Linked DNA regions of Homo sapiens: region 2 is linked to region 1. A link is an interaction called in ENCODE POLR2A ChIA-PET data of the cell type or tissue named here. Cell type or tissue: OCI-LY7. All regions are shown on one strand.

Evidence for each region. ChIA-PET counts read pairs that join two places held together with the same protein. Peaks named below come from ENCODE experiments on the same cell type or tissue, not always from the same donor. Only the 100,000 strongest peaks of a DNase experiment are listed, where the experiment ranks them.
Region 2: POLR2A ChIA-PET joins it to region 1 with 12 read pairs; 2 of 35 experiments call an interaction of 5 or more read pairs at or near these places.

Annotation. Positions count from the first base shown.
Region 1 is chr10:88,973,734-88,976,233 of GRCh38, reverse strand. It overlaps a transcript of ACTA2 not described here and a transcript of FAS not described here. Among named protein-coding and RNA genes, the nearest start is that of FAS, 16 kb to the left of the region's middle. In OCI-LY7, no CTCF peak of the experiment used is centred here; a DNase peak (open chromatin) is centred at 1,203; H3K4me3 peaks cover 1,194 bases; H3K27ac peaks cover 476 bases.
Region 2 is chr10:89,403,629-89,406,128 of GRCh38, reverse strand. It overlaps IFIT1 (interferon induced protein with tetratricopeptide repeats 1), which reads right to left. Exons shown (of 2, transcript NM_001548.5): 2 at 1-2,500. The coding sequence ends at 2,417. It also overlaps a transcript of LIPA not described here. Among named protein-coding and RNA genes, the nearest start is that of IFIT5, 9.7 kb to the left of the region's middle. In OCI-LY7, no CTCF peak of the experiment used is centred here; no DNase peak of the experiment used is centred here.

The DNA.
Region 1 (2,500 bases):
ATTATGAGATTTTTGGCGATTTTTTTTTTAGCTCATCAGCTATAGTTAGTGTTAGTGTATTTTATGTGTGGCCCAAGACAATTCTTAGTCTTCCAATGTGGCCCAGGGAAGCTAAAAGATTGGACACCCCTGTATTACACATTATATTATCACTATAACTAATTGATAATAGTAATGTATGGTTGGGTCCTAATCGGGATGGGACATAAGATTCAGTGGCTGGGTCATTTGACCTTGCCTCAAACTTGAAAGAGACATCAGATTTTGGTGACAATTAATTTGTCAGCCAAATGAAGAGGAAAGAAATTTGGCTTCTATTAATCTCACTGCATAGTATTATGGTATAACACAATGGGAGTAGTACTGTATACTGATAGTGCACTAAAAACTCCCCGAATCTAAGCATAGAGGACAGATTCAATGGAGGTGAGCCTCAAAAGCTCAAGTCACCAAGTCACCTCCTGCTCTGTCAAGTATCTCCTGGTTTGTGGCCTTTCTTTAATTCTCGAATATTTATTAAGAGGCCAATATGTGCCAGGCACTGTTTTATGACCTGGAGGCGCAGCATTGACCAACATTGAAAAAAAAAAATCCTACTCTCATGGAACTTACGATCCAGTGGAAAAGTAGTCAGGGCCCCATTTTCCTAAGCCCAGAGCCCACACATTTATTTGCTGATAGTTCCCTTTGCTCTCCATGCCCCTTCCTGTACCATCTCTACTGTTCCACCTGATTCTTTACGTATTGGAGAACTGGGAAAGCAGGAATGACAGGAAAATTGTTATTATGTCTAGTCTGTAATAAGAAAAAAACAAACACTTTCAGGTACTTTCAGTTTTTAAAAAGTATGACAGTACTATTGTCCTTCTCAACTAATTTTTCTGCATGGAGCTAATACCTCATTCAAATGCACACGCTGCTCTGTACACGGTTTCTTCCGCCTCTGATTTATCTCCTTCCTTTTGTATAAATTTAGCAATCTTTTCCTCACAAACCTTAAAATAGCCAAGCATTCAAAGATTTGGAAAATGTAGAGGCAGTATCATTGTTTGCTCTTGCTTGAGAGTTTTTTTTTTTTTTAATCGTTGACAGCATTCTGGTTTCACTTTCACTTCAGTGGGTAATTTAATGTGATACTAATACAACCTGTAATAACAGTTAAATGCATGGAGCACGAACTACATGCTAGAAATTACAGTAAACAATTTGCATCATCTAACTGAATTTCCAAAATAAACTTATTATTTTCCTCACTTTAAATATGCCTTTTGAGAGGTGAAGTAAATGGCCCAGAGTCACAAGCCAGCAAGTGGCTGATCTGTACAGTATTACAGTGATCTAGCATTTAGGATTTAGAGCGCTATATAGTACTATAGTGATCTCAGCTCATCTAACTGCAGGGCCACGTTCCACATATTTTTTGGCCCCACAATATTAGAGCATTAATCAGGATCCCAAAAATGCTTCCTAATTAGAGTGAAAGAGATTTATTTTATCAAACAAAGTCTTAAGTGAACTATGCCAAAGTCAATGATCTGGTGGAATTCACAGAAATGTTTGTATTACTTAATAACCATTAACTAGCCAGGCATGGTGGCTCATGCCTATAATCTCAGCACTTTGGGAAGCTGAGATGGGAGGACAGCTTGAGGCCAGGAGTTCAAGATCAGCCTGGACAATATAGTGAGACCTTGTTACTATTAAAATAAATAAATAAATAACTGATCTCACTGGCTACAAGAGGAATTCATTTTTTAAAAGACCACCAACATTTAATAAATTGCATTCTCTAGCAATTGCTTTTTTCATATTTTTCAACTAATTGGGTAGGAATTTAGTTTCAATATCACTTTTAATACATAAAGTACCAATTTGAAGTGCAAAATCTTTAGACATCTATTTTGGGGAAAATGTCAAGAACATTTTTCTATTTGGCATTGGTTCACCAAATTGAGTCCTTGAGAGCCTGATTTTTTTTTTTTTCACCAAAGAGTCAAGCCAAATGAAATTCCACCCACGTTAGTCAGGGTATATTTCTGGGTCCTCTCAATGTCTGGTTTAGTTCTAGTTTTAAAATTTAAGAAGAATTTAAAGCTCTGGAGACATGTATTTATGTAAATACACAAAACAGAGGCAGGGCACAGTGGCTCATGTCTGTAATCCCAGCACTTTGAGAGGTCCAGGCGGGTAGATCATCAGAGGTCAGGAATTCGAGACCACCCTGGCCAACAGGGTAAAACCCCATCTCTACTAAAAATACAAAAATTAGCTGGGCGTGGTGGTGCACGCCTGTAGTCCTCGCTACTCGGGAGGCTGAGGCATGAGAATCGCTTGAACCTGGGAGGTGGAGGTTGCAGTGAGCTGAGACTGTGCCACTGCACTCCAGCCTGGGCGACAGAGTGAGACTCTGTCTCATAACAAAAACACACAAGACATAGAGGTAAATATTTATGTATGCAAATATATATACCTGTTAATATTTGGCCTGGCAAAAACAGTT
Region 2 (2,500 bases), 430 kb before region 1:
CATGTACCCTTGAATTTAAAATAAAAGTTGAAGCAAAAAATGTATTTCCAACGAAAATATAGCATTTAATGTGAGATGTGCCATAATCTCTGTCCTACCTTCTTAAGGGCAATGGATGAAATCAGTATCTACTGGAAGGAGTAAAAATATTAAATAATTGAAGCAAAATGGATTGGAAGCCCAAAATTTGGAGATTTTCTTGGGGTGCTCTGTGGTAAGAATAATGCCCCCCCCGCAATCGTATCCATGGCCAAGTCTCCAGAACCTGTGAACATGCTACTTTACATAGCAAAAGGGACTTTGCAGATGTTATTAAATTAAGGATTTGCGGATGGGGCAATTATTCTGGATTATGCAGGTGGACCTGGTGCGTCCTTAGAAGAAAGAGGCAAAAGAGTCAGAGGAGAGAAGGAGATGTGAAGAAGGAAGCAGAGAGAGAGATTTGAGGCTACTACACTGTTGGTTTTTAAGATGGATGAAAGAATTCAGGCAGCCTCTGGAAGCTGGAAAAGGCTATCTGCCTAGAGCCTCCGGAGGAGTGTAGCGTCATCAATACCTTGACTTTGGCTCATTGAAACCCATTTCAGACTTCTGACCTCCAGAACTGTAAGAAAGAGTAAATCTGTGAAATTTTAAGTCACCAAGTTTGTGGTAATTTGTTACAGCCACTAAAAGAAACTAGTATATTCCCCCCAAAACATATACAGAATGAAAGATCAATAACATTGCTTATTTATTTTTTCCTTCTTATTATTTGTTGTGCCTTGCCTTTCAATAAAATATGATTATTCATAATCAAAGGTGATTGTTACCCATGATCTCTGATTTAGCAACATTTTCATGTAATATTTCTTGATTTAACTAGATTAATATCAGCAAATGACTTAGTAAGTAGTGCTTCAAATAAAATGGCATAAAACAAGATAAACTCCTTGGAACCCTTTCACATTGAATTAAAATTAAAACATCTTCATGAAGAAAACTAACCTTTAATTGACTCTGTACTGCTATCTGTGTCTCTCACTAGATTGTAAACTGCATGAGGTTTGGGAAGAATATGTGCCTGTTTATTACAGTATTTTTGGTTTCTTGCACTGAAAGCTATTTATTGATAGTGTTGACATAAAATCACAAGCTATATACAATTGGAGAGAACTTTTTTTTTTTTTGAGATGGGGTCTCGTTCTATCATCCAGAATGGAGTGCAGTGGCAAGATCTCGACACTGCAGCCTCGAACTCCCTGGCTCCAGCAGTCCACTCACCTCAGCCTCCTGAGTAGCTGGAACTGAAGCTACAGGTGCATGCCACCACACCCAGCTAAGTTTTTGCATTTTTTGTAGAGACGGTTGGTTTTGCCATTGCCAAGGCTGCTCTCGAACTCCTGGGTTCAGGTGATCTGCCTGCCTCGTCCCATCGAAGTGCTGAGATTACAGGCGTGAGCCACTGCAGCCTCCTCTCCTGCAACCTGCAGCCTGGGAAGCAGAGCCTACCACAGCAACCAAAAGCAGGCTCTTGGAGGAAGGGAGGGTATTACAGAAGTTTTATGGTTGGTGGATTGGCTAGACACACATAGTTAACAGGTTATGGGGGGCTATGAATATTCATGAGGGGCAGTCACACAATAGTGGTATGTAAACATGTATGTCACATGCATTCTGTGTTCACTCTGTGGTGGAGACTTAACATTAAAATACAGCAAAATTAGCCTTTCTATATCAAAAGGTGAAACAAAGGACATAGAGGCACCCTGTGTGCAGCCTCCATGGACTGGCCAGAACCAGTCTGTGGGCAGTGGTCACTTATCAGGAGGGAAGGCTGATCAGTTGTCATGTGGAAACCGCAAGAGGGGAGGGGAGTCTGGCTGTGGCGCTACGTGGAGTGAGCTAGGTGAAGTCAGCCAAGGAGTGAGTCTTCTGTTCTTTGTTTTCCATGGGTTTCTGTTTAACTCAGTGGAAAAAGTCCAATGGCAGTTAGCAAGGGAGGGAATATAATGAGGTGTGAATGATCTCTCATCTTGTCATGGTTGGGAAACTTAGTTTTTAAGGTTTCTGGGGTCTCCTTGGCCAAGAGGGTCTGTTCAGTTGGTGGAGGAGCTAAGGATTTTATTTTTATTTCACAATAAAATGAATGAATTAAACATTTAGTGTAAGTCCAATGTTTTATTTCCTACAAAGTTAACTAACATTTTTTCTCTACTACATAGCACTCATACAAATGATTTCTCTTTCTTACATGCATACACACATTCTGTTTCACTAATTGTTGAACACAACTAATATTTTGTCAGATTTATTATTCAAGAATTACATCATTACAGTGAATTATAATGTTTCTGAAAACAGTAAGCAGAAAAGATGATTAGTAAATGTTAGCATAAAATGAAATGAAATGTGAAAGTGGCTGATATCTGGGTGCCTAAGGACCTTGTCTCACAGAGTTCTCAAAGTCAGCAGCCAGTCTCAGGGCCCGCTCATAGTACTCCAGGGCTTCATTCATATT